Linked DNA regions of Homo sapiens: all the other regions are linked to region 4. A link is a loop called in an ENCODE intact Hi-C map of the cell type or tissue named here. Cell type or tissue: endothelial cell of umbilical vein. All regions are shown on one strand. Region 1 overlaps EMP1 (epithelial membrane protein 1). Region 2 holds the start of MIR614 (microRNA 614). Region 3 overlaps HEBP1 (heme binding protein 1). Region 4 has its middle 24 kb from the start of DDX47. Region 5 overlaps HEBP1 (heme binding protein 1).

Region 1 (5,000 bases), 370 kb before region 4:
CTTTCCCACACGTGTGGGCTATCTGCTAACATGAGGAAGAGCTGCACTAAAAACCATCACAATCTAATCATAAATTCCTGAAAACACCCCTGTAACCTAGTTCTGATTTGCCTAAGTGCCTATTCATCCAGTTATACATACCTACATGGAAACAGAATTTGGTTTCTTCTTGGGTATTTACATATTCATTTCTCTAATACATTCTATTTCAAAAAAGGAACAAGAACATTTTATGATAACTGTTCGTATTTTATTTTGTTTGTGTTTTAGAGGTTAAAAATAGGACTTTGATTTTCAAAGAAGTAGGCCTTTATAATTTCCAGGTCTCTGAACAATGTCATATAAATGTCCATTTTCCACTAGGAAAATGTCCATGCTTTCATCAAATTGCTCACCCAGCACTTTTAATAGAAGTAAATGCCTTCTGAAGAATAGCAGCTATTACTCAATGCCCATATACTGAATAGGCTACTAATATGATCCTGGGCGAGATATAAAATGTGAGAGGCACAATTCTATTATTATAATGCTGTTTGGTTTTCAATAATTATAACAACCTAATTACAGTTTAATGGTCTGGTCACCCTGTGACTGAGCATTTCAGACTAGTATTACTACACCTGAGCCTTTGGGCTCTGTGTGCCTCATGGCAGGAAGCCTGCCATTGGTCTGGGCAGAGAGTCATATTTTCCACAGCTCAATGTGATGGTTCTGGGGGCTTTAAAAGTAATGCAACTTGAGATAGCACCAAATGTGCCTTCTCCTTGTACATGACATTTACACAAATTCCAATCCTTCAGGACTCAATACAGAAGACAGGCAAATGCATAAATCACAGGGTGGGAGGATTGGGAACTAATATCGATTAAGAATGTGCATGGATAAACAAAAGCTTTCAGCCATAATCACAGCAGAGAAGGGAGCCCATTGATCATAAAGCCTAGGAAATAAAGGAAGTGTGAAGGATACACATGGGGGAGGCTATTCTGATTTATGTCAGCTACAGAAGGAGAGCTTTGTCATGCCTAAGACTGTCACAAAGCAGTGCAGGCTCAGAGGGACATCAAAAGGAAAGGGCTTGAGGTTATTCACACCCTAGACAGAATGGATGTGTGGATGCCCCAACCAAGGGAGGAGATGGCCAGGCGCATCCTGCAATTGTTCCACTGCCCTCTCTCACTCCACCTAATTTAATTGATGCTTTGAATGTGCTTGAGGCACTTTCATGCCACATCAGGTATTTATTAGAGAGCACTGATACTATAATTCCAACACTTCACATGCCTTTTATCTCCTCTCACTGTCTTTATCAGGCAACCAAAAATCTAGAGTGATCTAATATACATCAGGGTGCCTTGCTCTCTGCAAGCAAGGAATGAGAGGCAGACAATGGCTTCCACCATTCTCCCTGACCGTCTCCAACAGCCCCTTCCCAATCTGGCCACTTCCTTCCAACCCAGGCTGTTTTTTAGGAATGTGTCCAACTTAACTGTGAATGCAAAAATTATGACGTTTATCCTGCCTCTTCAGGGGAGAGGTTGGAGCTTTCATGTCTGCTATTAGTAATCCCCCCACACATTCAAATTCATTTTTGCTTTTCTCAGGTTCTAGCACACCTCCCCAATTTTCTGCTTGACTTAAATGCACAGTAAAAAGAGATTTTTGAATCAGACAGAGGATGAATTAGAATCATATCCAGTTATTTGACCGCTCATCTGTTTCCTCATTTAGAAAGTGGAAGTCGCAATGTCAATTGCAAAGGGAAATGTGAGGATGAATTCAGATTGTTTATGTAAAACACCTAGTGTCTGACACATGGCAGCTACTAATAATGGGGTTGCTTTAGCTGCGGTTATTATTATTACTATTATTCATAAGTGAAGCCGGGTAGCTGTTGCCAACCCAACCCAGTTACTCAATCGCTAGGCTGCCCCATGTTAAGTGCAAGTAATAAGATATCTGCTGTCTAGTTCACGAGGCAGGGTGTATACAATCCTTTCGGTCCTCTTAGAAATTGTCATTTGTCTAACCCTTGCCCCTTAAGGGGGGAGACCTCTAAGAGCACACCCTCAGGAAAGACCAGGAGAAAGTTCACTTTCTCAGCCCAACTTCCTCATACCTCCCAAGATTCACACCTCACCAGATCCTGATCTCCTTGCCCCCTATGGGGAAAGGAACAGGCTGATTGCAGGGAATTACAAATATTACATAACGAATACTTATGTTTAATCCTCCTCGGGCTCTTCAAATGACTTTCTTGTTCCTGTTGCTTCTAATTTACAAACATCCTCTTCTTAAAAGGGGGAAGGGCTGGAGGGGCCAATGACAGAATATAATCCACCAAGTGAGGCCACTTAAATGAGTCACAGAAAACATTCCCTCCCTGATAGGCTGTTGGGAATTCAGCAGCATTTTGTCTCCTTGGGTTGCTCTGTAACCCCTAAAGTCAAGTCTGATTTCCTCTGCCCAGCTCACACTCTCTGTCTCAATGACCCCTCCCACGGCACCTCTACCTGGGCCCATGCATCACAGCCCTGGTGGTGTGTGCGAGTGCCTGGCCCCTGGATCCACCTGACCATATGCCCTGCCCATTGCAGGCTGGAAGAATGGATGTGAGAATCAAGCAAAAGAGCGACTCTCTTTCATCTTAGATTTTTGTGATGGTGCCCTCCCTGTCTTTTCACCACGGAAAGAAGCAAAATGTCTTGAGTTAGCAAGCGGTCTTGTGCAAAACACACAGTTCTCTCTGTTTTTAGCTGCTGTATCCAGCCAGAAGGAGGGGCTGTTTAGCTTAAGCTACAACTTCTCCATCTTTTCACTGGCCCATTATTTGTCAGGTTTTACTAATATCATTCACTGTCAGTTTAGAGGGGCTTCCATTATTTTCAATGGCCTTCCCCCCAACACAGGTGAAAACAGAATGAGTTATCTTCTTGAGTTTCTGGGCTGAATCATCCCTAGTTACCCAGTCTTTACACTGTGCTAGATACCTCCTGCCCCCAGGGAAACCCTCAGTCTGGGAGGAGGCGATCACTGAGGTCTTTATGAAAAAGCCATTAGTGGTAACTAATGGGTAAATGTCTGGGCATTTATCAAATAGCAGAGTATAATAAACAGAAGAACCCCTGCTCCTGAAACTTCCACCCACCCATTACTTGCAAGGTAGCTTGTGGGGAGATTCATTCTCTGCCCCATTGTGAATCTTGCTTCATACAAAGGCACTGAAAAAAATACCATTTATGAGAATTTATACCATTGGAAGTATTGGTGGCTACTACTTATTTCTTAGCAGTGTGTTTCACTAAAACAATAGTAGACTTCTCCCTCAGCCCTCTCTAAAATGATATGGGTGGCACTCTCCAGTGGAAAGCATACCCCTAGTCCTAGTGAGGCAGCGCAAACCAAGATGCAGAGAATCACAGCATTGCAATTCTGAATACTTTGAAGCAAGACCCGCTTTTTGCAGAGCATTTGGTGCACTGAGCAGTTCCAAAGTTGTAGGGGAACGCTCATAACAGCGTTCATTTGTGGTGCTTAGACTCCCAGACCTAGGCCAGCAGAGCTTATCAATTCATTGCATTTTTAAAGAACAGGCCGTCCACTGACTTCTATGTGGATGCCAGGAACACATTTCTGTACCCACCACTGTGAGTGGAGGATGATCTCCTTCTTAAGCCTCATCTACCTAACATACATGGCACAGGGGCAGTTAGGGGCTGGGTGGGAAACTGAGGAAGGTATAGGACCCATGTATGTTGACTCTGGAGAGAAGTATTATTAAGAGAAATGGAGATCAGCACCTCGGAGCCACACACAGGTCTCTGATATCCCTTTTCTGTTCTTCTTTCTGCCCTAACGGACAGGCTTGCAGTTCCCTACCTCTGACCACCATCTTTTGTTTCTGATCACTGTTCCTCCTTTTCTTTCTGCATTGCCCAGACCACACTAGAGCAGAGGTGTCTTTGTGCTCCTAGCTCTAATGCAAACCTCACAAACACTGACCATTCAGTATTCAGATAAAGTTCTTAGCTAACAGAATAGCTAATATAGTCAGTAGAAATAACCCTGAGGGAGTTCGAGATCATCCTGGCTAACGTGGTGAAACCTAGTATCAATTAAAAATACAAGAAATTAGCCGGGCGTGGTGGTGCACACCTGTAGTCCCAGCTACTGGGGAGGCTGAGGCAGGAGAATCACTTGAACCAGGGAGGCGGAGGTTGCAAAAAGCCAAGATCGCTCCATTGCACTCCAGCCTGGGCAACAGAGCAAGACTCCGTCTCAAAATAAAATAAAATAGAACCCTGAGGATTAAAATTGCTCGTGACTATAGCTCTAAAGGACTAACTAATATGAGACATGAGGGAAGGGAAAGAGGGATAACCAAACCTCTCAAGTTATCTCCATCCATTTAAATCTTTATTGGCTTCTTGCCTCCCTCTTACACACCACACACACACACACACACACACACACACACACACAAATGAAAGAATCAAAGGAACACAGCCCTGAGACTGCCATGCATTGCCTTGTTGCCTTTGTTCAGGCAGCCTAACACTTTTAGGGTTCTCTGACCAGTGAGAAATTACTCAGGCCCCCATGGGAGCCTTTCCTTTTCTGGTGGGTAACTAAATCTGCAGAGACTTTGAGAAGAATTGACTTCTAAGGACCAGAAGGGAAGTTTAGAGGTGCATAATTTGGTTCCCTGATTGCTAACCTAGGAGTCAGATAACTTCTTCCTGTCCAGAAGTCTGTGTGTTCACTGAACTGCCATGGGGCCTGGCGGCAGCAGCAATTCTTTAAGAGTGACCTAAAACACAATAACTGGGAGCAACACAATAGAATAGAGCAACCAAAAACCCACTTCCCCAGTGAAGGAAGTGGTCAAAATCCTGGGGCTTGAGTCACTGAAGAATTAGCCCTAGCTGAGGGGTGGGAGGGGAGCATGCTCAGAAATCAGGAGCTGAAGACGATGCAAACACTGGGGGAGGCCCTCAGGG
Region 2 (5,000 bases), 79 kb before region 4:
AAATTAGCCAAGCGTGGTGGCGCACGCCTCTAGTCCCAGCTACTTAGGAGGCAGAGTGGGAGGATCGCTTGAGCTCAGGAAATGCAGGTTGCAGTGAGCTGAGATCACAGCACTACACTCCAGCCTAGGCGACAAAGCAAGACCCTGTCTTAAAAATAATAATAAAAATAAAGAATTAACTGTTTACTGGATCCTGAGCTTTCTTGTAAGAGTGGCTGAATCTGGTCAATTCTGAGATGAGTCAAAAGATGAATGGAAAATAAAATCTCAGGCTGGGCATGGTGGCTCATGCTTGCAATTCCAGCACTTTGGGAGGCGGAGGGAGGAGGATCACTTGAGCCCAGGAGTACAAGACCAGCCTGGGCAACATAGGGAGACCCTGCCTCTACAATTTTTTTTTAATTAACCATGTGTGGTGGTGTGCACCTGTGGTCCCAGCCAGTACTCAGAAGGCCGAGGCAAGAGGACCACCTGAGCCCAGGATGTCGAGACTACAGTGAGCCGTGATCGCACCACTGCACTCCAGGCTGAGTGACAGAGAAAGACCCTATCCCAAAAGAAAAAAAAATTACTTTTAAAATTTTTTAAATTTTTTTTTTAGAAAAAGAAAATCTCAGTAAAGGGGAGCATGTAAGAACCGGTTGAAACCTTGAATACATTATGATATGAAACCAAGTATATCAAAAGATGGTGCTTGAAAACAACAAATTTTACCACCTGACTCAGACTTCTTTGTCGTTGTTTTATTTAAAATGTTATTGTCTCTGATTAGAAAATACAGTCATGAGGGCTAAAAACTGAAATGATGTGAAAAGGCATCCATTAAGCAGTGTTGCCCCACCACCCTTTCCATCAGTCTTGTCTCATGGGGATGGGGAAAATGAAGACAGAACGCTTTGCCTTGCTTTGCAATCCCTCCTTTGAAGGCCTTCTGTCCCAGGAAGCCAATGTTCATTTGATGTGGAAGAGGGACCTGTGTTTAACCAGAAGCTGTCCTCCCTCATCCCTTTCCCATGGCTTACACGCAGAAGGGAGAGGAGATGACCAGAGGAGAAATCAGGGGAAGAAAAGGCAACAGGGGAGGCAAAGGGAAAGGAGAGGAATGCTTAAAATATACAGTGAAATTTGAGTAGGATTCTCTACTCAAAGACTTCTCTGGGAAGTGTCCAGAATTGACCACACAGGTGCTGACGGTAGAAAGAACACAGACCCAAAACCCTGATCTAGTTGCATTAACTCCATTAGCCCTGAGTTCCTCTGTAAAATGAAGACTGTGGAGGCACCAACTAGAGGATTTCTGTGACCTTCTCAAACTCTAAAATTTTTGGCACTGGACTGTTCCACTTTGAAGGGTCAAGAAAGAAATCTGGAGGTTGCAGAAATCAGGGTCAGGCGCACATACACGCACGCACGCACACACACACACACACACACACACACACACACACACACAGATCCAGCAGCATCCTTGGAACATCCTGAAGTCAAGAAAGGCACAGCACTGTCTGCCCCGATAGAAGGAATTCCAGAAAACAGCCACGAGGTTGGGCCACAGAATTTCCAAAGAGAGCAATCTACAAACTGGGGGTTGATTTCCCAGTTCCTGGATCTCAGCAGTCAACACACGAGAAGGATTTTTTTCTGAAGCTGCCACCTCCAATTCTGAAATAATCCCATGTTTCAGACTGGGGCCGGGACGGTGGCAAACCTGCAGACCCTGGCAGCAAGATGAGGGCAAGGAAGGGAAAGGTCAGCTGGGCACAGTCCAGTTCTCAGCAGTAATGACAGAAATGAAGGAAGGAAGCTCAGAATGAGTGCACGGGGGAAATGGGTTTTGCTGATGCATTTCCAGGGCCGGCCGTACTCTTTGTTTTGGCACACTTTTCCTGACAAACAGCCAGTGTTCTCAACACATAAATACTAGTCCACGTTAACAACAATAGCATATGAGACCGCTCTCCGTAAAGATGCCAGATTGGATGCAAATGGACTGGAAATACCTTGGAGGGTTTCACAAAAATAAGACAAAGGGCAAAGGAACTTTGCCAAAGGAGATGGAGAGCAATTCTTTAAAGTTAGTGGGAGGGAGGAAGCAAAGAGCTCATAAATACAAGCCTCTTAAAATGGGACGCATTTGCCTCGCGCCTACTGGGTGTCTGCAGCTCAGCTTGGTGCCCCACACAGGACACCGACTTTAAGTGGCTGCCTTTGCAAGGCTGAGAGGCCATGAGGGTTGATGCCTGAAGTGTCAGCGCCATCTAGTGGAAACATGGGGCATGGCCGCTTTGGACGGCCTCAGCCTAAAATGAGAGGCAGAGAGACACGCTCTATTTCGCATCTCACAATGCAAGATGAGAGAAAGGCTGTTGAGTTTTATTTCATCATCGCCCGTTTAGGTCAAAGGAGATGCCACTTTGGCTCCCAGTCATCAATCAACTGGCAACACCCAAGGACCAGGCTGGGCTACATTTGCACATTCCATTTCAGCCCAGGTAGAGATGGAGACACTTATAAGAACGGCTTCGGAATGTTCTCCAGTTTGATTCTCAGATGTCAAAGCCTGTAGGCCATGAGAGGTCCCTACTTAAACAGAACAGCTATCCTTTGGTACCCTCTCCAAAGAAAAGAAAGAGTAAAAAAATAATAACTTTTAAAAATAGCTTATTTATGTGCAGAAGGTGTGAGACCTGAAGATGAGTTAACAGCCGCAGCAGTGGGAGGAGGGGTGACAGGTACTGCTCAAATGAGCAGCAACCTTCTGCCACCTGGCAAGAACAGGCGTTCAGTGCAGGGCTGGCCTGCCCCTGCAGGCTTCAGAGACCACTGCGTTTCTTAGAAGGGAAACAACGGGGCCGGGCGCGGTGGCTCATGCCTGTAATCCCAGCACTTTCAGAGGCCACGGTATCCCAGCACTTTCAGAGGCCAAGGTAGGTGGATCACGAGGTTTGGAGTTCGAGATCTGCCTGGCCCATATAGTGAAACCCTGTCTCTACTAAAAATACAAAAATCAGCCGGGCATGGTGGAGGAGGAGGAGGAGGAGAAGGAGGAGAAGGAAGAAGGAGAAACAACAGTCCAGAGATGATGCCATTTCCGGGGAAAGAGGTTGACTTGAGGAAGGCAGCCATGGGAATAAAAGCTCCCACAGATCCTTTTCACTAAAAAGAAAGCAGGCCGGGTGCAGTAGCTCACGCCTGTAATCCCAGCACTTGTGGGAGGCCAAAGCAGGAGAATCTCGAGTTCAAGACCAGCCTGGGCAACAGAGCAAGACCCCCACCTCTACAAAAAATATATTTTGTGTGTTTTTCAACAAGTGATTCAAATTGCTGCTCAGATTTTAAAACTTACTGTAACTATCAGTGTAAAGACCCATGCCTGGATCCTGTTTCATTTTTATATCAACTTGGTAAAAATGCTGTTCTTGACACCCTGTCCTCTCTATCCTCCCTCAAACCACATGTGATCTCTGAAAAAATAAAATTAGCCAAGTGTGGTAGTGCACGTCTGTGGTCCCAGCTACTCAGGAGACTGAGGCAGGAGAATCACTCGAGCACAGAAAGTTGAGGCTGCAGTGAGCTATGATTGTGCCACTGCACTCCAGCCTGGGCCATAGAGCTAGACCCTGTCTCAAAAAAAAAAAAAAAAAAAAATGCCGATCCAGAGTATTTTGTGATTTTACCTTTTACTCCTCCTCCCTTGCTTGGTTGGTAGTATGAAGACCAGAGAAGGAAAGAAAAGATGGAAAGGAGGCTGGGCATGGTGATTCCCACCCGTAATCCCAGCACTTTGGGAGGCCAAGGCGGGCAGATCACTTAAGATCAGGAGTTCAAGACCAGCCTGGTCAACATGGTGAAACCTCGTCTGTACTAAAAATACAAAAATTAGCCAGGCGTGGTGGCGCACGCACGCCTGTAATCCCAGCTACTCAGAAGGCCGAGGCACGAAAATCGCTTGAACCCAGGATGCGGAGGCTGCAGTGAGCTGAGATCATGCCACTGCACTCCAGCCTGGATGACAGAGTGAGACTCTATCTCAAAAAGAAAGAAAGAAAGAGAGAGAGAGAGAGAGAGAGAAAGAAAGAAAGAAAGAAAGAAAGAAAGAAAGAAAGAAAGAAAGAAGAAAGGAAGGAAGGAAGGAAAGAGAGAAAGAAAGTGGGGGGGGAATATGCATTTCTTGAGTCCCTAGCCTATGATAGATAATATATGTGAAACCACATTGCTTTATTCTCACAACAAACCTCATTAGGTCACACCTCCTGGGAAAGACCAGAAGGATCTGTGTCACTATGTGTCCTTCCCCCTTTTCAGTACAAAGCCAGGCTAATCTTAGCGCGAAGCCTACCAACCAAACCTTTGCGGCATATAAACATCCCTAACTCAGCACATCATCCACTCACCTCCACCTCCCTCGCCTCTGCCTCACGCTGGTTTTTCCTTTTGATGAAAAGCAGAGCGTCAGGCTCTTAGGAAGTAACTCCCTGACTTAGCTACACATTTTTACATGTCACTCAGTTTCTATGTAGAGGGATTATTTTTTTTCCATAACGAAAGAGAGATTTCCTATTGCTCTGCCCTACAGAGCTCTTTCTTGGATTAAGTCAATTATCATGGTTAGGTGTCACATGTTTTTGCCAAGAGACATTTGTGAACTAATTCTGTCAAACAGGGGATCTGGATTTGTCCTCTCCCACAATTAGACCTTGGGTGAAACATGAAACCGGCTTTGAGCTCTCCTCCCTGCCTTTCCTGGGCTGCCAAACCCCAAGCCAAGGTTGCCACTCCTCTGCTTTTCTGGAGTAAAACCTCAGGCCCCGTGATGATCCTGGCTCTCACACCATTGACAGCCTCAAAAATGAGGGGAAACACACTTGTTTTAGAGGGAACGGGAGAGACACATGAAGAAGGGTCAAGTACAAACCCAAAGGAAGTGAACCTTGAACTTCAGCTCCAACATGAAGCTCTCAGGGCAGCCCGTGTTCTATCCCCCAGAGTCTAATGCTCAT
Region 3 (5,000 bases), 150 kb before region 4:
TGTGACAGGCACCAAACCAGGCTCAGGGAAAGACCAGGATCTTCACCAGAAGTAATCATAGGTGGTTTGGCTCCGCTCAGGAGCAACCTCATGAAAAATTCACATACATATAATATTGCACTGGACTGAGTATTGGTCCACTTCAGGGACCTCCAAACTTGGCTGCCCTGCTGCAACCCTGAACCTGATGGTGGGACCATTTTCCCCGGAGCTGTGTCAATGTTCTGAGAATGTGAGTTTCACCGCTGTGTGTAGTCCTAGGCCAGGTGACTGCAGGGCCCTCCAGAGGACAGTGAATGTAATGCAGCTGGGAGCTAGCACCGGAGCCTCAGCTCCTGTGCTTGTCCTGCAGTCCTCATTCAGACTTCCCAGCTTCCCTTCAGAGGGTGTGGAGAAAGCAAATTAACTTAACAATATCTTTTCCTAGGGTGGAGATGCACCTTGGGTGCAGCATTTAAGGAAGCACTCACTCTCACAGCTGTCCAAGTGCAGGATGGGGACTGAGAGTGAGCGCCTCCTTAAATCTTGTGCCCTGGGTTAGATGTCTGCTTGTCTTTTCCATTCTATTTCCTGTGTTTGGGAAGCAGCAGGTATAATAAAATGAACTTGTATTTTATTTGAATTCCAGCTCTACTGCTTACTAGCAGAATGATGCTTGGGAAGTTAGCCACTTTAAGACTTAGCTTTTGCATTTGTTAAGTGCTGATAATATAACCTCCTATATATGATGTGTGTGTGTGTGCATGTAATGTAACCTTATAGGATTATTGTTAAATATCTTTCAGTATTTACTAAGATACTATTTATGTATTACCTAATGTTTATGACCTGAAGCAGGTTTTGGCAATTACCCCTTCTGTCTGTTCATTCTTATTTCATAAGGAATGAGATAGACATGATTGAATCAGTTCACATTAAGACTTCAAGCAGATGGGGCTAGTTTCTGATCATTTGTTTTACCAGACCCTGAGTAATGAGTGGATATAATTTTTTTTTCTTTTGTCTTTAACTTTTTAGTATGGGAATTTTCAAACTTATAGAAAGGTAGAAGCATATAAGATCATGAAATCATATGTGCCCATCCCCTACCTACAGCAACGATCAGCTCAAGGCCAATTCTGTGTCATGTGTATCTTCACAGCATTCACCCAGCCCTACCCTGGATTATTTTTAGGCAAATTCCAGACATTATATTATTTCATTCATAAATATTTCAGGTAATTACTGAAGATTTTTTTAAAATATAATCACAATACCTTTTTTCTGAAATTTCAATAGTACTTCATTAATTTATAATATAAAATATTCAATGCTCAGATTTCCCCCATTACTTTTTTTTTTTTTCCAACGGAGTCTCTCTCTGTTGCCCAGGCTGGAGTGCAGTGGTGCGATCTTGGCTCACTGCAACCTCTGCTGCCTGGGTTCAAGCAATTCTCCTGCCTCAGCCTCCCAAGTAGCTGGGAGTACAGGAACCTGCCACTGTGCCTAATATTTGTAGTTTTTTAGTAGAGACAGGGTTTCACCATCTTGGCCAGGCTGGTCTTGAACTCCTGACCTTGTGATCCACCTGCCTCGGCCTCCCAAAGTGCTGGGATTACAGGCGTGAGCCACCACGCCTGGCCATCATTTGTTTTAATATTTTGTTAGAATCTGGATCCAAGTCAGATTTTGTAGTACTTTCTTTTTGTTGTTGTTGTTAAGAGACAAGGCCTTGCTCTGTTGCCCAGGCTGCAGTGCAGTGGTGTGATCATAGCTCACTGCAGCCTCAAACTCCTGGGCTCAGGTAATCCTCCCACCTCAGCCTCTCAAGTAGCTGGTACTACAGTTGCACACAACCACACCTGGCTGATGGTACATTTTTAAGCTTTTATTAATCTGTGAATTTCTTTACCAACACAACTTTACATTCTTCCTTTCCATCTGTGGATCATTTGTCTTCTTATTATCTGTACTGGATTTTGCTGATTATATTTCCGTGACATTTTACCACATCCCTCTGAGCCCCGTATTGCCTGTAAATTAGTAGTTGAAACTAAAGACTAGATCAGATTCAAGTTTTTGAAGTTTTGGTGAGAATATTTCCTACGTGGTGGTGTTTACTTCCTTCAGGGGCCCACAGTGTCTGATTGTCCCTGATTGAGTGATGTTGGTGACCATAGTTCATCATTGCCTAGATGTCTTGTTCCATTAGAGGCCATAAAACGATAATGTTCTCTGTTTCTCCTTCTTCTTTTATTACCTGCAATATTTCAGTAAAGAGAAACTTCCCCTCGTTTACTATTTGGCTTCCTTTATTTCATATAGAAAAAGCCAGATACATGCTTACTTGATACCTTCTCTTTATTTACCAGTTTTCAGAATGATAATTTCATTCTGTAACATCCTCAAGGTAAAGTGGTCTGCATCTTCGTTTTTTGAGTGTAATTATAAACATATGAATTTAAACATATTTGATACGTTTCAGTTTGTTACAGATATTATTCTTATTGATGCTCTAATTGCCCCACTGTTGGCCAGCGGGAGCCTCTTCAAGTTGGTTTGTTGGTCCTTTTGACACAGCTCCAGTAGTCGTTGATGGCTCCCTGGCTTGCTGGTATAATGAGATGTTTTGAGCACATCTTAGCATTTCTTGCCCTAGAGCTAGAATTAGCCATTTCTCTAAGGAACGCTGGTTTCTTATGGTGGGAAGGGGTATACGGGTACTATCAAAGGCAGGTCGGTGACCATTTCCTTTTAATTCTCTGAAATCTAAACAGCTGAAAGTGCCAAATGTGGTGTCTAGCCTGGCTCCATGGAATTTTTAACACGGAGTTCTCACACAGCATATGATCATTCCTCAACTCGCCACTTGATGTCACTGCATAGTCAAATGAGCATTCAAAATTACCCTGCAGTGGTTTGTGTTATTTCTGATTCTGTTGAAAGCAATGTTAATGAGATGGTAGAAGGCAAATGTACTACTTCAAATGCAAAAGTACTCTATCAAATAATGCAGTGAGTGCATTCAATGACAAAATTAATTCTAAAATGAAAGCCTGGCGTCCTTCATTCAGTCTTCCTTCTTTATGACCTTGTGAAGAGATGTTTACAAAGGGATTATACATTTATTAGCATCGTTAATTACCGGTGCTTTTAGATGAATAGAATGCTGTGAAAAAAAATAGCACTATCAGAATATGTTTAGTATTCACAAGAGGCAATAGAATTATCCTCACACTTAGACCAGCAGCAACATTCCAGACTACTGTCCTTTCTCTATGCACTTAAGTTAGAGTTTGGCCTTTTCAGCTCATTTCAGCACCAGGTTCTCAATAGGGACCAACAGCAGGAGAAGTTTGATGGTCTTAATGAAACTTTCACGGTTTAAATGAAATGTCTAGATATAAAGGAAAAAGTTGGAAACCAGGAGTTTATTTTCAGGGTAACCTATGCTCCAACCCAGTTCATCATTCAGTGGCCATAGGACCTTTGGTATATTGCCAGCCTCACTGTACCTCAGTTTCCTCATCTGTAAGATGGGCATGAGTACCTAGCTTTTATGGTGTTGTGAGGATAAAATATGATAATACCTGTAAATACCTACTCAATCCTAGACATGAGGTAGACACTCAGTAAATGTTAGCCTATTCTCCTCCTCCTAACTTCACCTCCCTTTGAGAATTTGATCAAGTTTTATTAGAATTAACAATAAAAAAGTCAAAGTTACTGCAGATACACTTGGGTTAGAACCTCAGCTCCAATAATTATGAATTTTGTAACTTGCAGCAAGTTGTTTAATCTTTCTGAGCCTCAGTTTTCTCATCTATAAAATAAGATTTCTAAGGCATGATTGCAAAGGCCGGTTTCATTGTGCATTTGAAAGAACTTTGTCAGCTGTCAGCACCTAGGTTGCTGATGTCATTTTTCCCTCTAAATGACCAGGCCCCAATGGAGGCCATTGGCAGCTTGGGAAGTTCCGCCTAGAGAAAGAGAAGTTTGGAAGAAAGAGCTCAACTGCTAAACTCTTAGGGGGTTCCCACATTACCACTTAGGAGATTTACAGACCAGTGTTTGCCCATGTTCCTAGATAATTCAACCCTGTTTGTAACCACAGGAAGTTGGGACCAAGGGTTTTCAGTCTTAGCACCCTGCTTTGCCCCCTCACTTTGATTAAAAGGGGCCTTGTCCAGCCGTTCTATTGAAAATAGCACCCTGTCCTTTTCTGTCCTCTTATCCAGCTTTATTTTGCTTTGCTTCACTTATAATCAATTGCATTATATATCTCTATCTGCTCATTTATTTATTGCCCTCTCCCCACTAGAATGCAAGCTTCCCAAGGGCAGGGCCTTTGGCTAGAATATAACAAGTGTTCAATAAGAAGCTGTTGAATTGGCCATCACAGTGGCTGACATCTGTAATTCTAGTACTTTGGGAGGCCAAGGCAGGTGGATCACCTGAGCTTAGGAGTTCGAGACCAGCCTGGGCAACATAATGAGACCCCGTCTCTAAATAAAAAACAAAAACAAGTTGGTGAATGGATACATGAACAAAAGAGCTTCATCCTTGCCTCTCCTGTGCTTCTCTCTCTCTGCTCTGTCCCATAAAGATCTTGGTCCCCATCATAGCTTCAGCTGTCACCAGTGTGTTGGTAACTTTCCAGCCTAACCTCTGTCTGTCTCCCCTGAATGTCTTGCCATCCCATCAGACTCAGCATGGAGCCTGAGACAATGTGATTTACCCACTCGTTCATTCCTTCATTCAAAAGATAGTGGATTTCTTGTTCACTTACTCTGTACCAGGAACTATTTTAGGTGTCTAACAGTAAAATGGACGTCATGAGGTAATGTCCTTGCCCCTGGAAGAATTCAAGTGCCATCTGGATAGATGGGTGACACTTATGCCATGTGACATTTGCACTAGGTGGGAAGTTTGGTTTGATTTGACAAACATTTATTAAATATCTCTAATATTTAAGCCACCTCATGTCCAAAAGCCTTGCCAATGATAAGATTCTGTGTCTC
Region 4 (5,000 bases):
CTGGGTTCAAGTGATTCTTCTGCCTCAGTCTCCCGAGTAGTGGGATTAGCAGGCACGAGCCACCACACCCAGCTAATTTTTGTATTGTTAGTAGAGACGGGGTTTCACCATGTTGGCCATGCAGGTCTCGAATTCCTGACCTCAAATGATCTGCCCACCTCGGCCTCCCAAAGTGCTGGGATTATAGGCATGAGCCACTGCACCCAGCCCCCACTACTCTACTCAAAAAGGAGCCTTCAGTCTTCAAGACTGAAAAGCAGGGCCTGTTTTTTCTCAGGCAGATATTATGAACAAAATTCCACTGAACTTTTTTTTTAATTGAGGGAGTCTTTAGTGTCTGTCTTAAATGGCTAAGAGCTTGTGGGCACACTCTAAAACATATACAAACCTGTAAACATACACATACTTCCTTTAAGTATCTTCAAAGGAAAAATGAACAGATTCTGGTGATCACCAACATCCTCTCTGTCTTCACATGCTGATTTTATGTGAGGTTTCACGTGAATCTTCTGGCAGTCCAAAGGTCACTTTTATTTTCTGGAGATTTAGTAAAAAACACAAAACTATGGTGCTCAATTTCATTTTGTCAGCATAGGCTCACCCTGCAAAATTCCTGAATACCCTTGGATGAATTTAAGAAATCACGGAAGACAGAATAAAGAATAACTACGCTGCGCCGGGTGTGGTGGCTCACGCCTGTAATCCCAGCACTTTGGGAGGCCAAGGCAGGCGGATCGCCTGAGGTCGGGAGTTTGAGACCAGCCTGACCAACATGGAGAAAACCCGTGTCTACTAAAAATACAAAATTAGCCGGGCATGGTGGTGCATGCCTGTAATCCCAGCTACTTGGGAGGCTAAGGCAGGAGAATCCCTTGATCCTGGGAGGCAGAGGTTGCGGTGAGCCAAGATCACGTCATTGCACTCCAGCCTGGGCAACAAGAGCAAAACTCTGTCTCAAAAAAAAAAAAAAAAAAAAAGACTAGGCTGCAGTTTTAAAATATGACAAACAAGCTTTTCTGATCTGCAGTTTCCTCGAGAAATGACTCATGACCTCCAGTAAAAGAAATAATATATGCCAGTCACCTGGCAAACTCCTAACACACAGGAGGCTCTCCTCAGCCCTATTGTAAAGAATCACTTATTTACTATTTACCTTTTAGAGACAGGGTCTTACCCTGTCACCCAGGCTAGAACGCAGCAGCACAATCATAGCTTACTGCAATCTCATCCTCCAAGACTCAAATGATTGTCTTGTCTCAGCCTCCCAAGTAGCTAGGACCATAGGCGGGGTCCGCCATGCCCAGCTAATTTTTTATTATTTTTGTAGAGATGGGGTTCTGCTGTGTTACCCAGGCTGGTCTCAAACTCCTGGCCTCAAGCAATCCTCCCACCTTGGCCTCCCAAAGTGCTGGGATTATAGGCATGAGCCACCATGCCCTGTCCAAGAATCACTTATTTAAAACCAAACCAACAACCATTACAAATGTACAAATAGACGTATGTCAAATAAGAAATCTTTGGATAGTCCCCACTCTTGACCCACCCAGAAATCGCGACAGGGATGTTGGTTTTAAGTTGGCACTGGATTTAATAGCTTGGGTAAGAGAGTTTCTAAGATATCAGGAGTTACCAGTGGACTCCTCCCCCAAAAGAATGTGTGAGGACAAGAGCCAGCATCACATCAGTGAGAGCTGGCCCAGTATAAATGACCACCATGCTTGATTGCTGCTACTACTCTTTTGGACCCAGAAGGACAACTCCCCATCACTTTGGGCTGAAGGACATGTCTCTAGGATAAAATGAACGAACAAGCAGCTCACAGGTTACCCAGCACCAAGCTTATTTGATACAGGAGCACGGGCTGTGGACCAAGCCTACTGGATGGATACGCAGTGAGGAGAGAGGGAAGCAGTGAGGGGGGTCGGTGGCTCACAAACAACGTGTATTGGGATAGGCGGGGGAAAGAGTATTCCTGACTTACAGACTGGGGTAGGGGGTGGGGAAAGGAGCAAACAAAGCAAGTGGCTTCATCAACATCCCAGAGGGAAAGGCAGGCTTTGGAAAAGAACCAAGTGTTTGGAAGTTGACGAGGAGGGTCCACAGCCAGGGACCGCGCAGTAGAGACGACAGAGGAACGCGACCTTTTTTTCTAAGTGCATCTGAACTTGCCTTTACTTCGGGGCTCCCAGTCCCCATCCTCTGGGTCAACCTAGCAGATCTTCTTGAAGGCTGACACCCTTCACATACCTGTAGGTAGTTCTCCTCCCCACCCTGACCCCTGACCCCTAGTTCCAGTGGGACTGTCCTCCACTGTAGTCATACAAGGAGTCTGCCTCATCTGCCCCTGTGCCTCAGCCACAGCCCACTGTGAATCACTCGGCTCCAAATTAAAACTCCTTCCCTCTCCGGAGTGGTCTTTTCTTCCTTCTGCCATCTACTGGTGAAAACAAGAATGTCTTATTTTCTTACCTGCCTGTTGCCAATTTGAAAATAGCTTGGAACCTGAAAGTTCATTTGCATAGTACTTACTTGTTGTGTGGAACATACTGCATGAGTAATATGGAATTACACATATATACATACACACACACACACACATAACAAACAGTGTATTTAGTGTAAAGGGCAGAGGCTTGGAATCCAATTTGGCTTCAAATTTTTACTTAGCCCTTTACCAGCTGTATGATCTGGGTACGCTGCCAGTCTTCATCTATGCTAAAAGCCACAATTAATGATCATTATAATGACTAACACTTACTGATTGTTATCATGAGCCACAGTATAGTTCATTTAACTTCACAATGCTGTACTATAACTGTGTGTCTTCAGATAAGAAGGTTGAAACACAGGAAGGTTTAACAACTTGTCCAAAGTCTCACAGTTAGTCAGGGGCCGATTTGGCAAACTGGCTCCATAGCTCATATTGGGAACAATAATATCGACTGTTCGGGATTGTTCAAAGAACTAGAAATAATACAGGTCAAGCCGCCTGACACATCTTAGGTTTCAGAAAATGACAGATATTGAACATTTACTGCGTATGGGCCCTGTATGATATTAGTAATATCCACAAATTAGGCGCGGTCCCTGCCTAGTAGGAAGCACAATCACTATACAATACTAAGGCTAAGTTCAGCAAAAATAGCATCTGACTCTTTTTTCAGTATTGGTTTCCTAGTATCTGGCACACTGGCTAGGATATGGTGGACACTGGAAGGGAAGGAGGAAAGAAACAGAATTTTAAAAACTAGGTTCGAGATTCTGTGAGGCAGGCCAGGTGTGGTGGCTCACACCTGTAATCCTAGAACTTTGGGAGGCCGAGGCAGATGGATCACCTGAGGTCGGGAGTTCGAGACCAGCCTGACAAACATGGCACCCTGCCTCTATTAAAAATACAAAAATTAGCCCGGCATGGTGGCACATGCCTGTAATTCCAGCTACTTGGGAGGCTGAGGTGGGAGAATTGCTTGAATCTGGGAGGTGGAGGTTGCAGTGAGCCAAGATTGCACCATTGCACTTCAGCCTGGGTGACAGAGACTCCATCTCAAAAAAAAAAAAAAAAAAGATTCTGTGACAGAGATAGGCTTGACGGTCTTCTTTCCATATTAACAAATGAGAAAACTCAAGGTTCAGAGAGGTTTAGTAACTCCCACAAGGTCACACAGCAACAGTGAACAGTCCGATGACTTACACTTTCCCCACCTGTTCCTTTCCCAATTCCTCCTGCTCCTTCCGGCCTCTTTGACGGCACTGGCAGATGATTGAAGGGTGACAGTGACAGGAGACATCCTTTGTGTTTGGATGGTATAAGGGGATGGATGGCTACGAGCAAACAAAAGCTCCAAGACTCTGAGCAGACCTTGGGGCCCACCTCCTAGAGACTGCATGGTTCCAGAGGAGCCCATTTTCTTCCTGTCTCCTTTCCACTTGGCACCAATCAGCTCTTCACTTCAGGTGAGACTGTTCAGTGCTATTTCCCAGACTTCAAGTTTCTGCAGTTATTTTTAGCGGTAGTTTTAGTGCATACCTGGGATAGGTGAGGCATGAAAAGGAATGCGGGTGTGGGTAACCCTTCAATCTCTAGAGTTATGGTCTGAGTCTCTTGTCATTCCAGCTAAAGAGGGGTGACTCACACCCTGATTTCTTACCTGCCCAGAGGCTAGATTTCACCCTAAGAACCATGTGGATTAGAATGTCTTGTATATTCTCTTAGTTTTAAGGACACAGTTTCTTGATGTTGCTTTGTTACCCACTTTTGATAACTTGGATCCTTTCATTTTCTGTAACCAACACCACAGCCTGTGGTTCTTTCTGGTCCTATTTCCCAGGGTTTTGAGGGACCCAAGGTAGATAAAGTCTCCAATTTAGGTTTGTGGATGCCTCTGCAGGCAGAAAGCTACTTGGAAAACACTCTGTCTGTAAGCAAGATGTCCTTAAAGAGCCAGCCAAGTTCTGGGATATTCATTGCATTTTTTGAGAGACTGAGAAAGAATAATCATGATCTAGTTGGTCTAGGCCCCTCTTAGCAACTACAATCCCCTCAGAGTGCCCTCAGAGAACCTGCTTCATGGTTCCCTGGAATTCTGGGCCTGCTTTAAGCCTGAAATAGCCTATCCAACTGAAACCCTCTCACTAGGATCCTAGGACCCCTTCATAAGATAGAGAGGTGTTTTCCTCATTCTCACCCTCACTCAGCTCTGTACAGAGGAAGTAAAACTAGGCTAGCCAGTACCATGAAGCCATTGTTACTGCAACTGCATACAATGAATACTATATAAATCAGTTTTATAATTCAGATGAGAAATAAGAAGACATTTTCTCTGGGCTGATATCATATGACTATTCCAAGATACTCCCTTTATTAAGTCATAAAAGTTAGATGTATCTGTTTACAATTAGGGTGGGAGAAGATTGTTTTGAAGCTCACAGTTTCTTTTTTTTTTTTTTTGAGATGGAGTCTCGCTCTGTCGCCCACGCTGGAGTGCAGTGGTGCGATCTCG
Region 5 (5,000 bases), 140 kb before region 4:
ATGTATTTCACAGAGGGCCCTTAATATTCATATGCCCCCCAAACTAAATCATGAACACCCCTACAGCTGCCCCTCCTGCCTAATGTTACTCTTCAGCCTTTAATCCCTATTCTGGTTAGCGGCATCTTCTTCTACCCAGAGGCTTAACTGGAAGCCCTGGAGAATCCTCTCTTCCTTCCTCTCTCTTACCTCCCTCCACATACAGGTACCTCTCAAATCTGCCTTTCTCCCACCTTCATCATCTCACACTTGGCTGTTCCTGGGCTCCGGTGGCCCCACATCTCTCAACCCCTTGCCATTTCCCCTGTCCCTCCACTGCCAGCAGAGGGATCCTTCCAAAGCACAATTGGATCGTGCCAGTCCTCTACTTTAAAACCCTTTCCAGGCCGGGCGTGGTGGCTCACACCTGTAATCCCAGCACTTTAGGAGGCTGAGGCGGGTGGATCACCTGAGGTCAGGAGTTTGAGACCAGCCTGGCCAATACGGCAAAACCCCATCTGTACTAAAAATACAAAAATTAGCTGGGCGTGTGCCTGTAGTCCCAGCTACTCGGGAAGCTAAGGCAGGAGAATCACTTGAACCTGGGAGGCAGAGGTTGCAATGAGCCGAGATTGCGCCACTGCACTTCAGCCTGGGTAATAGAGTGAGACTCTGTCTCAAAAAAAAAAAAAAAAAAAAAAAAAAAAACCCTTTCGTAGGTCTACCTGTGCATATAGGATGAGGTTCAAACTCTTTAGCATGGCATTCAAGGCCTTCGCATCTGGCTGCAGTGGATCCACTTCTCCTGTTTCAGTTCCCACCACTGTCCCCTCAGATGTTTATTATGTGAATGAGTGAGTGAAACTTATGTAACCACTTCACTCACTAGGTCCTAAGTGCTGTCATCTTTAGCTCTGTCAGGCTGAAGACATCACTTTCATTGTTTAGCCCAGAATTGTTCATTTAACCAAGGGGTCCAACATATTCAGGCACTGTGTTAGGTGCTCAGTGTACATCAGTGACCAAAAAATAACAAAAATCCTGCCATTGTGCAGCCTATATTCTATCAGAGGACACAAACCATAAACAATAAACTTAATGAGTAAATTATATAGTATGTTAAAAGGTGATAAGTGCTGTTAAAAAAGAAAGAAAGAAAAAGTAAAACATAGGAAGAAGATTGGGATGGGGTTAAAGAATGGGGTTTACAAGGTAACAAAGCATTTTAAGAATAGGCCTAATTGAGAAAGTGAGAATTGTTCATTGAGCCAGTTCATAATATTACTATGGTTTTTTTTAGTTGTATTTTGTGTTTTTGTTTTGGAGACAGGATCTCACTATGTTGTCCAGGCTGGAATGCAGTGGCTATTCACAGATGTGATCATAGCACAGTGCAGCCTCAACTCCTGGCCTTGATCAGTCCTCCTGCCTCAGCCTCCCAAGTAGCTGGGACCACAGGCATGCACCACAACACTCAGCTACATGGTATTTCGTTAGATTACCATCATGTCCCTCACCCTGGAGTCAGGGAATTAAAAGGCTCTTCTGAGCAAACTGCCAAGTAACAATAATAGCTACTGTTTGTTGTGAGCTTACTACGTGACAGGCTCTGCGCTGAGCAGTTTGCATAGTCTTTTCTCCTTTAATCTTTACAGTAGCCTTCGAAGATTGATGTTATCACTATCCCTATTTTACCAGTGAAAAACCTGAAGATTTGAGAAATTTTAGAATTAGCTTAAGACCTAGAAAGGGCAGCACTAGGATTTGAGCACACACTAGCCATTTTGCCTCTAACTGATGAAGGAAGACATTTGAGGAGCACTCCTTTGGAGCTTTCCAAAATCAGTATTTAAAGAGCCAACATTGTCCCTTTTCCTAGAGAACAGTTCAGTGTCACAGCACAAGTAGGGGGTGCAGAGAGCACTCAACACCTGCTTCCACCTCCAGCACTTGATTCATTTCAGACAAATGGTTCTCCAACTAAAGACATGGTTCATAAAAAACTCCAGTGTCTTACAGGCTCTTATTGCCTGAAAAAAGTCTTTCCTGGATGTTCATTGTCTGTCTACTAACCCAGTTTCCTCTCATTTGAACCTCAATGAAGCTAGAGCCCAACTTTCTTCATCTCCCTTATAATCTCTTCAATATATTTGAAGAATCAAGCCTCTGCTATTCAAAATTGGTCTCAGTTTCATCCATGTTCTGTAGCTGTTGTCTAGACATTGGAACAACCAATCCATTACAGAAAACATCCTGGGTGTTCACATCAGTGATGCTGCAATCCACATGCTGAATGCTTGTCCAGCATGACTAACCACTTGTAAAAGAGCAAAGCATGATTCAGAGGACTCCACCAAAAATAATGCATTATTTGGCCTAATCTTGGCCTGGTGCAAATTCAGACTTTTGAGTCATACAGCTCATTAGAAATCGGGATGTACTTGACTCTAATAAAAATTTTAGTGCAACCCAGATTTAGAGTGGTATATTTAGGCTAGGCTACAAGACAAATTTTGGAACAGAAGCACATGACGTAAGGGAGAGAATAATAATCTTGAAAAGAAAGGCTTTATTGCTTCTCTGTCCCCAATTTCTGCCATCAAAAGAAATACCAGATTTAGGAACAGTCTCTTTCCTTACTAGAAAAAGAAGGCTTTCATGATTTGAGCAGAAGAAAGGATTTATGAGAAGTGATTTCTTTATTTGGGGCATGTTTAAAGCTTGTGTGGGGCCCTCCCAAGTCTTCCTTGGGTCTTTGCCTTTGTTAGCTCTGAGATTTTTACTTTTTTAGTTTTGGTTTTTGGTTTGTTTTTTTTTTTTTTTTTTTTTTGACACAGGGTCTTGTGTTGCCCAGGCTAGCCTAGCTCTGTTTTTAAATGAAGCTGCTACAAGTCACTGCTGTGATGAACTCAGTCACTAGAGCTGCTCTGCTGTGGAAGGGGCATTAGCCACCATACTCACTGCAGCTCTGCCCGAAGTCCCCTGTAGACTTCCTCCTTCCAGAGGTGGTGACAGAGCAGCAGAAAAGAGGTACAGCCGGGCAGTAGAGGGAGCCAGAGAAAAGGGTGAAGGCTTGGCCTTTGGGAAAGCAAACCTGCTGTCCCCTTGGGTATTTCAGGAAAGAAAGGGAGGCTCACGTTTATACTCAGCTACTGTTTCAGGCCCCGCATTAGAGTTTTTCACGTCCATTACTGCTTTTAACACTCAAAACTCTAGAGGAAAAAGAAAATATATCTCCTTTTTCAGATGAGGAAACTGAGGCTCAGAGAGGTAAAATCAACCCATCTAGGAAGTGGTGACTCAGTCCCCAGTCTTACCACTCTAGCATGCTTGTCATAATAAACATGGTGAGTGACTTTTTTCTAAAGATCCCCCCTCTCTCAGAGGTCATGTCCTTTCGTAACCAGCCCTTGCTCTTGAACCCCCAGGCAGTTTGGTGGTTATGCCAAGGAAGCAGACTACGTAGCACAAGCCACCCGTCTGCGTGCTGCCCTGGAGGGCACAGCCACCTACCGGGGGGACATCTACTTCTGCACGGGTTATGACCCTCCCATGAAGCCCTACGGACGGCGCAATGAGATCTGGCTGTTGAAGACATGAGTGACCCACTGAACCAAGAACTTACTGGAAGTGTGCCTCTGTGTCTCCTTCCTCGGGGGTAAGGAGGGGACAGTGCTTCCCAAGTTCCAGCTGCAAGTCCAACTTAACCAACTTTCCTTCAAAGTCAGTTACTGCCAATTTTCTGAAAAAAGCATGTTCCATATACTAAGTCTCTTTTCTCACAGTAGGAAATAATACAGCCAAGATATGCAGCATCCTTCTCATTGATGTAGAAAATTCTGCGATAGACCAGAAAAATCCTGGCAGCTTTTCTCCAGGCATCTGGGTCACTAAAAACTGATTTTCTAAAATTATTGGATTTGTATTTTGTTATTAAGGGGGAAAATGTGATTTGTGCCTGATCTTTCATCTGTGATTCTTATAAGAGCTTTGTCTTCAGAAAAACTAAAAATAAAAGGCATTGACTTAAACAGCTGAGACAAATCATAAGTGTAATTATTTCCAAGGTTCTACAGTCCTGAAGGTAATATAGGTATGAGTACTATTGATGGTGTTTACCATTGCAGGAACCCTATATTTAGAGCTCCCAAGTCCTTCCGAATATAAACGCAAAGATACCAGGACACACACCATCCCTAAACTAGACATTTCCCATGACTGTTATGTAGCACTCTGTGATTATAAGTTGAGGATTTTGTTTGCAGCTGTGGTCTGCGAAGGGTTCCAGGAGTCACAAGAGCAGACCAAGAAGAAAAATCATTGCACTATGGTGCACAGACTACCCTGGAGACAGGAGATTTTCCAGGAGGATTGGTTTAGGGGGATGAGATGAGAAGCAGCTGGGGTCCAGTTTCATTAACTGAAGAGGATAGGAAGGAAAGAAAAGGTGCAGTTTGGCCTGCAGAGAAGGACACAGATGCAAGGCTGTGAGCAGGAAGCCGGATGGCAGCTGAGCTGGAGCAGAGCCCGTGAGTGAGCAGGGGAGGATGAAGCTCTCAGTGGGCCCCAGGGCATGTAGGAGGTACTCTGATCCTCATAGTGCATCAGGGCCCCACGCTCTCAGCAGCCCTCCCTACGACAGCTGGACAGGTTTTCAGGGAGAAACCCACCTTAGCACCCACCCACACCCCATTTGCTGTTTCTATAGGAAACAGAAAAATGAGCTTTAATCCTCACCATGAAGAGTTCTTACTGGACATAAAGTGGGGTTTCCTAAGGAGAGGAACAAGAGCTATATGTCATCATCTTTCCTGGAGTCCTTTCAGCAGTCTTCTGAGGGATGGGCCATGACCATTTCTGAAGATCCAGGGTGAAAACCGTCAGCCACCCAGCCTTGACTATCAGACACCATGCCAAGCACTTTGCATGCACTGCCCCACTTATTCCATGGGCAACTCTGTGAGAAAGGTACTGCTGTTCCCACACACAGGTGAGGAAGCTGAGGATTCCACAGGCTCCCA

The links. A loop is a pair of places that touch in the nucleus more often than their neighbours do. Peaks named below come from ENCODE experiments on the same cell type or tissue, not always from the same donor. Only the 100,000 strongest peaks of a DNase experiment are listed, where the experiment ranks them.
Region 1: a loop joins it to region 4, with 6 times the contacts of the local background. A loop is called at or near these places in 17 of 110 quality-filtered maps.
Region 2: it touches region 4 in a loop (7-fold over the local background); 7 of 110 quality-filtered maps call a loop at or near these places.
Region 3: it touches region 4 in a loop (10-fold over the local background); 48 of 110 quality-filtered maps call a loop at or near these places.
Region 5: a loop joins it to region 4, with 10 times the contacts of the local background. A loop is called at or near these places in 48 of 110 quality-filtered maps.

The regions. Positions count from the first base shown.
Region 1 is chr12:13,206,410-13,211,409 of GRCh38, reverse strand. All of the region lies in intron 1 of EMP1 (epithelial membrane protein 1), which reads right to left. Among named protein-coding and RNA genes, the nearest start is that of EMP1, 12 kb to the right of the region's middle. In endothelial cell of umbilical vein, a CTCF peak has its summit at 2,771; DNase peaks (open chromatin) are centred at 719 and 4,889; H3K27ac peaks cover 4,909 bases.
Region 2 is chr12:12,913,666-12,918,665 of GRCh38, reverse strand. GPRC5A (G protein-coupled receptor class C group 5 member A) reads right to left here. Exons shown (of 4, transcript NM_003979.4): 4 at 729-5,000. It overlaps MIR614 (microRNA 614), which reads right to left and starts at 2,837; the gene lies at 2,748-2,837. In endothelial cell of umbilical vein, a CTCF peak has its summit at 2,260 (motif pointing left); DNase peaks (open chromatin) are centred at 1,885 and 2,185; H3K27ac peaks cover 2,848 bases.
Region 3 is chr12:12,981,492-12,986,491 of GRCh38, reverse strand. The region is part of intron 3 of HEBP1 (heme binding protein 1); the gene reads left to right. The region is part of intron 2 of GPRC5D-AS1 (GPRC5D and HEBP1 antisense RNA 1); the gene reads right to left. Among named protein-coding and RNA genes, the nearest start is that of HEBP1, 16 kb to the left of the region's middle. In endothelial cell of umbilical vein, CTCF peaks have their summits at 292 and 2,841 (motif pointing right); a DNase peak (open chromatin) is centred at 2,861; H3K27ac peaks cover 364 bases.
Region 4 is chr12:12,834,611-12,839,610 of GRCh38, reverse strand. No RefSeq gene overlaps it. Among named protein-coding and RNA genes, the nearest start is that of DDX47, 24 kb to the right of the region's middle. RefSeq lists an enhancer at 3,525-4,724. In endothelial cell of umbilical vein, a CTCF peak has its summit at 2,442 (motif pointing left); DNase peaks (open chromatin) are centred at 1,070 and 2,410; H3K27ac peaks cover 4,095 bases.
Region 5 is chr12:12,973,887-12,978,886 of GRCh38, reverse strand. HEBP1 (heme binding protein 1) reads left to right here. Exons shown (of 4, transcript NM_015987.5): 4 at 3,408-4,017. The coding sequence ends at 3,579. The region is part of intron 1 of GPRC5D-AS1 (GPRC5D and HEBP1 antisense RNA 1); the gene reads right to left. Among named protein-coding and RNA genes, the nearest start is that of HEBP1, 24 kb to the left of the region's middle. In endothelial cell of umbilical vein, a CTCF peak has its summit at 3,026 (motif pointing right); DNase peaks (open chromatin) are centred at 2,346 and 3,026; H3K27ac peaks cover 1,496 bases.